Regions from separate parts of the Homo sapiens genome. Here region 1 is linked to region 2. Evidence: read pairs that join two places in POLR2A ChIA-PET (ENCODE). Cell type or tissue: PC-9. All regions are shown on one strand.

The links. ChIA-PET counts read pairs that join two places held together with the same protein. Peaks named below come from ENCODE experiments on the same cell type or tissue, not always from the same donor. Only the 100,000 strongest peaks of a DNase experiment are listed, where the experiment ranks them.
Region 1: POLR2A ChIA-PET joins it to region 2 with 19 read pairs; 2 of 35 experiments call an interaction of 5 or more read pairs at or near these places.

Annotation. Positions count from the first base shown.
Region 1 is chr12:51,036,290-51,041,289 of GRCh38, reverse strand. It overlaps the pseudogene RNU6-1273P. Among named protein-coding and RNA genes, the nearest start is that of LETMD1, 9.5 kb to the left of the region's middle. In PC-9, no CTCF peak of the experiment used is centred here; a DNase peak (open chromatin) is centred at 2,839; H3K27ac peaks cover 1,024 bases.
Region 2 is chr12:50,640,057-50,645,056 of GRCh38, reverse strand. DIP2B (disco interacting protein 2 homolog B) reads right to left here. Exons shown (of 38, transcript NM_173602.3): 3 at 4,205-4,333. Among named protein-coding and RNA genes, the nearest start is that of ATF1, 120 kb to the left of the region's middle. RefSeq lists an enhancer at 4,326-4,375. In PC-9, no CTCF peak of the experiment used is centred here; a DNase peak (open chromatin) is centred at 2,846; H3K27ac peaks cover 1,663 bases.

The DNA of each region.
Region 1 (5,000 bases), 400 kb before region 2:
GTGAAGAAACATCAGATTTGAAGTAGGTTGTGGAGAGTCAATTGGAGATTGCTTGGCAGACAAGTAGTAGGAATAAATGGCACAAGATTGGAGCCCCCAAACCCAAGTATCACTGGGAGTATCATTTCTAGGAAGAAAGAAGGAACAATATGTGCAAAGATATGGAAGAATGCAACCTTAGGGAAAGGTAAAGTTTCTTTTTGTAGCAGAGGTAATAACTGCAGTGATTTGCCACTTTTAGTTACTAATTCACTAAATTTGACAAGCTGATTCGGGACAGTTATTCTTCCCAAGGAACTGGGGGGGAAATACCAGAATGAAAGAGTTTTTGTTTGTATTTTAATCTGTTTATAGAGAGGTGGTCTTGCCATGTTGTCCAGGCTGGTCTTAAACTCCTGGCCTCAAGGGATTCTTCTACCTTGATCTCCCAGAGGACTAGGATTACAGGTGTGAACCACTGGGCCCAGTCTTAAAGAGGGATTTTTTTTTTTAAGTGAGTTTTAATTTTTTTGTAGAGACAAGGCCTCACTATGTTGCCCAGGTCAGTCTCAAACTCCTGGCCTCAAGCAACCCTCCTACCTCAGTCTCCCAAATTGCCAGGATTACAGGCATGAACCACACCGAACCCGGCCAAGGGTTTTATTTATTTATTTATTTATTGAGACAGCGTCTTGCTCTGTTGCTCAGGCTGGAGCGCAGTGTCTGAATATCAGCTCACTGCAACCTGCACCTCCTGAGTTCAAGTGATTCTGGTGCCTCAGCCTCCCAAGTAGCTGGGACTACAGGTCATGTACCACCATGCCCGACTGGCTAATTTTGTTTTAGTAGAGACAGGGTTTCTAGCCTGGCCTGTTGCCCAGGCTGGTGTTGAACTCAAGTGATCCACCTGCCTCGGCCTCCCAAAGTGCTGGGATTACAGGCGTGAGCCGCTGCGCCCAGCCCTGCCAAGGGTTTTGTTTTGTTTTGTTTTGTTTGAGACAGTTTCACTCTTGTTGCCCAGGCTGGGTGCAGTGACACCATCTTGGCTCACTGCAACTTCCGCCCTCTGGGCTCAAGCAATTCTTCTGCCTCAGCCTCTTGAGTAGCTGGGATTACAGGCACCCACCACCACACCCAGCTAATTTTTTGTATTTTTAGTAGAGATAGTGTTTCATCATGTTGGCCAGGCTGGTTTCAAACTTCTGACCTCAGGTGAGCCACTCACCTTGGCCTCCCAAAGTGCAGGGATTACAGGCATGAGCCACCGCGCCCAGCCCTGGCCAAGGGTCTTAATAACCAATGGTTAATACAGTTTTATGATACTCTCTGAGCAAGAGTAAAACCTAATTCCCAAAAACCCACCTAATCCTATTTCTTTTGTATGTATTAAAAATGTTTTAAAAGGATAATAAGAAAGAATACTATAACATTTCTCTATGTATCCACTACCCAAAATGAATAAATAGTATCATACCTATTTTCGCCTTCCAAGTCCAATTCTCTTCCTTTTCTCCTTCCCTTTAGGCATCACTTTTATATTAGCCTACTTTCATTTTTTAAAAATTTTTAATTGTTTTATTTTTTGAGACAGAGTCTCACTCTGTCTCTCAGGCTGCAGTGCAGTGGCACAATCTCGGCTAACTGCAACCTCCACCTCCTGGGTTTCAGCGATTTTCCTGCCTTAGCCTCTGAGTAGCTGGGACTACAGGCCTGTACCACAATGCCTGGCTAATTTTTGTATTTTTAGTAGAGACGGGGTTTCGCCATGTTGGCCAGTCTGGTCTCGAACTCCTGACCTCAAGTGGTCCGCCCACCTCGGCCTCTCAAAGTGCTGGGATTACAAGCATGAGCCACTGTGCCCAGCCTAGTCTGCTTTTAATTCTTTGAATGTCTATCTATCTATCTATGATGTATTTACACACACATACATATATACATACATACATCTATACACATACATATACATACATATGAACATTTACATATATATGGTATTTCTTAATGTTTTAAAAATTCATGTAATTTGTTTCATGTGGCACTTATTTTCCTGCATCTTGTTTTGTTTCCTTAACTTTGTTTTCATAATTTGTTCATCTAGATTAAGTTCATTGATTTATTTTATTTTCTCAATTTTTTAAATTTTTATTCTTTTCTTTTGAGATGGAGTCTTGCTCTGTCACCCAGGCTGGAGTGCAGTGGCATGATCTTCGCTCACTGCAACCTCCACCTCCCGGGTTCAAGCGATTCTTCTGCCTCAGCCTCCTGGGTAGCTGGGATTACAGGCACATGCCACCACACCAGGCTAATTTTTGTATTTTTATTAGAGACAGGGTTTTGCCATGTTGACCTGGCTGGTCTCAAACTCCTGACCTCAGGTGATCCACCCACCTCAGCCTCCCAAAGTGCTGGGATTACATGTGTGAGCCACTGGCCCAGCAAGTTCATTCATTTAGCTTGCTGAATGGTGTTCCATCACATGAATACACCCCAATTTGCTTATCCATTTGCTACTGATTGACATTTACATTGTTTTTAGTGTTTCATTATTACAAACACTACATTTCAGGGAATATCCTCCAACAGGTCTCCTAGTGCTAATGGATGAGAGTTTCTATGAAGGAATGTTTTTAGAGGTTTTTTTTTTTGAAACCACTATGGAAATATGTTTTATATTGAGACCCAGTTCATAGATGAAATAAAAATTTAACAAAATAATACCTGCCCTTGCTATATGCACTCTGTTTCCTACTCTATTGCATTCTGTCCTATTTCATTTTTGTAAAATGCTGGACATGACTCACTACATTGATTTTATGACTCACTAATGGATTGAAAAACAATGCTGTAAGGCATTTATCTGGAAGTAGACTCTCTAGATCAAAGAATAAGTGCATTTTCAACTTGAGTAGATATTATCAAGTTGCTCTCCAAAGTGGGTGTATCAGTTTTACAGGATATCAGAGTCCTAGTTTTTCCATATCCTCACTGACACTTGAAATGGTCAGAATTTTAGATTATTGATGGTCCTGTAGATGTGAAACAAATATCATTGTCAGTTTAATTTGGAAAAAATTAGCCAGGCGTCGTGGCATGTGCCTGTAGTCCCAGCTACTTGGGAGGCTGAGGTGGGAGGATCACCTGAGCCCAGGAGGTCAAGGCTGCAGTGAGCTGTGATTGGACCACTGCACTCCAGCCTGGGCGACAGGGTGAGAATTTGTGTCAAAAAAAAAAAAAAAAAAGAAAAGAAAAAAAAGTTTTTTAGATGGGAGTTTTAAATATTTTTAATAGTCAATTGAATCAGAATGGTCCATTTTTACTTCTGCTTTTTCATAATTTTATTGTTAAAATTTTATCTTGATTATAAAAATACTATATATTTTTTCAAATAATTTTGTTGTTGTTTTTGAGACAAGGTCTCACTCTGTCACCTAAGCTGGACTGCAATGGTGCAATCTCAACCCACTGCAACCTCCACATCCTGGGCTCAAACGGCCCTCCTGCCTCAGCCTCCCAGGTAGCTGGGACTACAGGCATGCACCACCATGCCTGGCTAATTTTTGTATTTTTTGTAGAGACGGGGTTTCACCATGTTGCTCAGGCTGGTCTCACACTCCTGGACTCAAGTGATCTGCCTGCCTCAGCCTCCCAAAGTGCTGGGATTACAGGTGTGAACCACTGTGCTCAGCCTTTAAAAATAAATTTTAAAAAATATATATGGAATGCTTCATGAATTTGCGTGTCATCCTTGCACAGGGTCCATGCTAATCTCTGTATCATTCCAGTTGTAGCATATGTGCTGCCAAAGTGAGCACCAGATAATTTTGAAGTTGGTTGGTGTTTTGTTTTGTTTTGTTTTTACAACTTTAGATATTTAATTGCCCTGGAGTTTATTTTTGCCTATTCCTTTTCTGTCTTCTGATACTTCAGCGCCTCATTATGTGATTCTTCACCATCTTTGGGACTCTCTGCTTCTAATCTCCTCCCTCAGAGTCTTTTTCTTGAAGAGAATGGGAATATAAAAGGCCCCAGGCTTAGAATAGCTCTTCAAAGGCCTTATTTTTTTTTTGAGACAGAGTCTCGCTCTGTCACCAGGCTGGAGTGCAGTGGTGATCTTGGTTCACTGAAGGCCTTTAAAGAAGCAAGTGGGGGGGCCGGGCGCAGTGGCTTATGCCTGTAATCCCAGCACTTTGGGAGGCTGAGGCAGGTGGATTACGAGGTCAGGAGTTCAAGACCAGCCTGGCCAACATGGTGAAACCCCGTCTCTACTAAAAATACAAAAATTAGCCGGGCATGGTGGCATGCACCTGTAATCCCAGCTACTTGGGAGGCTGAGGCAGGAGAATTGCTTGAACCCGGGAGGTTGCAGTTAGCCAAGATCATGCCACTGTATTCCATCCTGGGTGACAGAGTGAGACTTTGTCTTAAAAACAAACAAACAAAAAACAGAAAAGTTTTTATCAGTGATTGCTTGCAATGGGCAATTAAGGTAGACACTGAACTAAATTTAGAATGTATTATTCACAAATATAGTCTAAGAATTTATACTCTGAAAATTAATAAAACAGATAAGCAAAGGACAAACCATATAACAATAAAAAAGAGCAATCTAGAACTACTGTATATAGTAAAGAATTAACATCAAACACATCAAAGTCGGTGCAATTCAAGGATAAAGGCATCACTGGGTGACAAGCAGTGCCTAGTATGTATTTGCTATAGGGGTTCCAAGTTCAGGGAAACTGTCATCAATCAACTAGGTAGGGTGGGTCTCTTCTGACTTCTCCCATCCTCTCCTTTTCCATCCTCCACACATGTGCCCCACTCCAAGCTTTTTCTCCTCCAAGCAACATAAGCCTCACTAACGCTTGAAATCAGAGGAGTTTTTACTTTGTGTTAGCACTTAGCTCTCAATAAGTGGACCTTTACCCAGCATCAGCAGGAACCACCCTCAGGAGTCACTTTGTGCTGCCTGGCACGTCCACAGCAATTAGAGCAAAAGGACAGAGTTAAGGAAACTCTTT
Region 2 (5,000 bases):
TTGTATAAAACATTCTGATTTTAGGTATGTTAAAAATGAGAAAAATGTCCTCCTTATATTAGAAGGAAAAATGATTCCTAGCTGTCTTAAAAAATGATTAATCACTTCTACTGAGAAAGTAACAGACAACAGCAAATCAAATTCTTACATTTATTAATTAAAAAGAGTACATTTCCAAAAGCATTTTTATATATGATATGAAATATGTAATGGCAAACTGGACAAAGCTAGGGAATTACACACATTAAGAAAGCTTTAGAAGGCCTGTAACATTTGGATAATTAGTAATTACAGAGCATGTTTTTCCCTGTCACAGGCATTCACAGCAACAGATTACAAAACGAATCAAGCCACCCAACTATTTTCTAACATGATAAACCTTGACCCATACACCAGTGTCAAAAAGAGATGTTCAGTTATCTATTAGAAAAGACTCTTATTGATAAGAACAGGCAGCTCTCTTAACTGAATTTGACTCACTGAACACCACACAATTCATCTTGATCTTTGATAAAGAAGTCACTTCTGGAGTTCAGTCCCCAGACACAAGTGACTTTGGACATCTCTCCCAGAAGCATGTGGAAGCTGGGTATCATTTTCCAGTATTCATGTTTGAGCTGAATAAGGTAATACGAATACTCCCTTAATGTCCTGTTTTATTTTTGTTGTTTTGTTTGAGGTACCTAACTTCTCAAGAGATTAACATCAAGGGAGTCAGAATGACTTACAATAAGATCACTTTCCATCTCAGGCATTAATTTGTGTTTTCTACATTTGAGACCATACTATGTGTGTGCAGGGAGGTGAATCATGCCTGGATGTGCAGGAAAAAGAAATATACTAATAAGGTAGTATACTTGAAATTAAGCTCCCTCTTGGCTAAAGCACAAAGAATGGAATCAGGTCAGATAATCTAAACTCTGAATAAAGGTAAGTTCTTTATACTGTGTCTGAAATGTGAACACTAAGTCTATTTAGATTTGATTATGATTGGTTGAAATGTTATAGGTGTTAATAAGCCTCCATCAAATAAGAAAGTGTTTTATAATTACACTTACCAGCATTAATATAAAATCCTTCTTACATAGCCATCACTTTATTCTGAATTCTAGCAACTTTTATTAAATATACCCTAAATTCTTCAGCTATTTTTGCACATGACATGTAAATGTAACCCTTTCTATGACTGGCGTAGCAAACAGATATAAGGTCAGCTCCCATCAACCTCCACTACTTATCTGCTCCACCTCTGCAGGGGCTGCGGGTCTCTTCTCAAGCAATCCTCCTGCCTCGGCCTCCCTGAGTGCTGAGATTACAGGCATGAGCCACCCCTGCTGATTTCTTCTTATTCGGAGAAGCCAGAATTCTCAGAGACTCAATTTCTTTCACATCCTGAGCTTTCTTTCGTTATTTAGTTGAGCAATTCCTAATATACTGAAAAATTTGATTTTCACCCAAAGTCTATGCTTGCATCCTCTTTTTATGTTCCCCTCCTGATAGGATTGCAGGACCCTCATAGCTTTCAATATCTTCAGGGTTTTTAAATCACTTTTTCTCCCCTACTTCACCTCGTTCTGGCCTACTTTTTGCTACTATCCTTTAAAACACACACACACACACACACACACACACACACACACACACACACACAGAAAAACTCCCAGTGAGATTAACATACAATTGTTACAAACTCTCTAGTATACCTGCACCTAACCAACAATCTCCACAGTCAGCTGACTAGTATCTGATCCACAGCATACGCTTTCTAATACTTGGGATAATCAAAAAGCAATGGTGCAAAACAGCAGGGACTACAGATCACAGCTGGGTTTTAACAGGTGAAGCTCAAAATTTTATAGTACTAAATGAGCTCACAAAAAACTTTTTTACATTTGATTGGCTTGGATATAGAATATTGAAAATCACCTTTTTGGATCCTTAATAATCCTTTATTACATGCTATAAAAACAAAGAAAAAGGAAGGTTAAAAAAACAAAACGCACACACACACTCACACACACACACACACAGAAACTCCCAGAAGGCCAGGGATGAAAGCTGTGACGGCTAAAAACCCTTCTGGACAGGTTGGAACATGCTGCTGCTGAACCTGGGCTCCAGCCTGAAAAGGCAACACTAGGTGGCTGGAAAATGAGGCTCAGGTGATTGGCAACAAAGGGGTGCACCTGAATGCTTTGCTACTTCCAGCCCTCCCTTTCTCTGATCCATTCCTTAACTAGTAACCACGATGTGTTGTTGTTTTTTTTTGAGACAGAGTCTCGCTCAGTCGCCCAGGCTGGAGTGCAGTGGCACGATCTCGGCTCACTGCAAGCTCTGCCTCCCAGGTTCACGCCATTCTCCTGCCTCAGCCTCCCGAGGAGCTGGGACTACAGGCGCCTGCCACCACATCCAGCTAAATTTTTTTGTATTTTTAATAGAGATGGGGTTTCACTGTGTTAGCCAGGATGGTCTCGAACTCCTGACCTCAAGTGATCCACCTACCTTGGCCTCCCAAAGTGCTAGGATTACAGGTGTGAGCCACCACCCTGGCCTACTAGTAAATACTTCTATTCCCTTCTTTCTGCAAAATATCTGTTTAGCTCTTATATATGGAAGGCCCTGTGCCAGGCACTGCAGTCTACAGCTGGAGTGAGCTACTGGAACAAATACAAATCTGATGATGTTACTGCTCTGCTGAAAATCCTTCAGTGACATTCAAGATCCCACAAGATCTGGTCTCTGGTAATCTTTCTAGCCTCATCTCCCACCTCTTTCTGACCCTTGCATTCTAAGTTCTGAACACTATTTCCCTGGCTAACTCTTGTTTGTCTGCCATGACTCAGCTTGGATGTCTTTGTTCTCTGAGCAAGCCTCTCCTATCACTCAAGACCAGTTTAGGTATAAAATTACAACCTCTATTTTTTTTTTCCCGACTGAACATTTCTCATCCTTTTCTCCTTCTGTGTGTGAAAATATGTATCTAGTAAAATCAGCTCACAAAATAGCTGATGTAGCTCTTCAACTGTGTCCTTTTCTCATTTTCTCTAAAGCAGTTTTTGAGAGGATGTGATATAGACTGTGTTTTTCAGTTCAAGAAAATGTTAAGGCAACCTTGGTCAGTACAAAGAAGACAAAAATCTGAAGAAAATAAATAATATCCCCATTAGTCTTTTTGCTTAATTCTGCCACTTCTTAAAACAAGAAATGTGCTGCAGAGACTACTCTTGGTGCAGCGGACAGGAAGTGGGCATGGGAAGGGCCTGCTGCACCACACGTGCTCTAGGGATCTACCAGTCGTTCCTCTGCTTATCAAAGCCACACACCTGGTACTGGCCGCCAGGTGGTCCCAAGCACAGTACAAGCAGGAGCATGCTCCCGCTGCCATGCAGGCACACCTTGCTCCTTCCCTTCCTGTGGGTACTTCTTGGGTTAGAAGAAATAACTAATTTGAAATTTCATTGTGAGTTTTCTTTCAGCTCCATCAATTAAGAGAGACTAGTTATGCAACAACTCTGGCAAACACAGAAGGGCCTGCCTCTTCCAATAGAATCCACTGAGGTCTCCTAGTACCACCCACAAGACCCAACCCTTCACTTTCTTATTTACTTATTTATTCACATGGCCTTTGTGCTTGTATGCTTGTCTGGTTCTCTTCTTAAACTGTTACATTCCTTAAGGGCAGAAACAGTCTTTATTTTTTTTGAGATGCAGTCTCACTGTTGCCCAGGCTGGAGTGCAGTGGTGGGATCTCAGCTCACTGCAACCTCCACCTCCCAGGTTCAAGTGATTCTCCTGTCTCAGCCTCCTGAGTAGCTGGGATTACAGGTGCCCACCACCATGCCCAGCTAATTTTTGTATTTTTAGTACAGACGAGGTTTCACCATGTTGGCCTGGCTGGTCTCAAACTCCTGACCTCAAGTGATCTGCCCGCCTCAGCCTCCCAAAGTGCTGGGGTTACAGGCGTGAGCCACATCGCCCAGCCGGAAACAGTCTTATGTGCTGTTCCATTTCCAGCAAATTATTGAGTACCTACTATACCTGATACATAGTAGGGTACAAAATAAATGATTGGTGAATGAGTTAATATAAAACTGTTGGTGCCTCATAGGGAAAAAAAAGACAAGTATTAGAAGCTCTCAGGATACACAGTTCATACTACTGTTAGGAAAACGATTCAGCTGGCCATTCTGCAGCTTCTCCTCACCTGATCGATATCGTTCATCCCTGGCTCCCCCAGATCGAGTTCGGTGGTACTTAGAGGGAGCAGAAGTTTGAGCTGCAGATGGAGCAGGTGTCTGGTTTCTAAGTTCTTTCTGTACTGCTGAATCAGTTTCTAAAAAAGGAAGTTTAAAAGATGGTTATCCAGTAACAGTAATAGCTAACATTTTCTAAAGCACTTTAAGCATTCTCACAATACTCTGAGCTAGGTACTATTACCCCATCTACAGTAAAGGGTTAGAGTTTCAATATAAATACATAAATATGATGCAAAGACATCCAAACTAAAAAATATCATCTTAGAGCCTTAAATGTCAACAGGTTGATAGGAGAGGAATAGCAAGAAGACAAATGTAAATTAAAAGGCCATTCCAGAGACTCCAAGGAGAGGCAGTACTGATGGGGAGTTGACTGCATATGATCCCCAATCCTAAACAGTGAGACAACGAATAGCTTGGGGAGCCTTAGCTACCATACCGTCAGTCACTCCAGATAAACATAATACAAGCAAAAACAGGGTGATTATGCAGCACAGCTTCAAGTCAAGTCTATTAGCCCCTCTTCCAACTGGACTCATCACTGACCCTACCCTGTCCCCATACTCTCCCCTCCCAAAATGTACTGTCTTATCAAGAATATGGGGATGGGGTAAATAAACAGAAAAACACTAAGTTCTGATGTTTTCCTGCCTTTTTATCTCAAATGATTAATTCCAAATCTGTTTCTTAAAAAAAATTACAATAAAAAAACTTAACGAGATGTACGTTAACAAAATTTTGAGT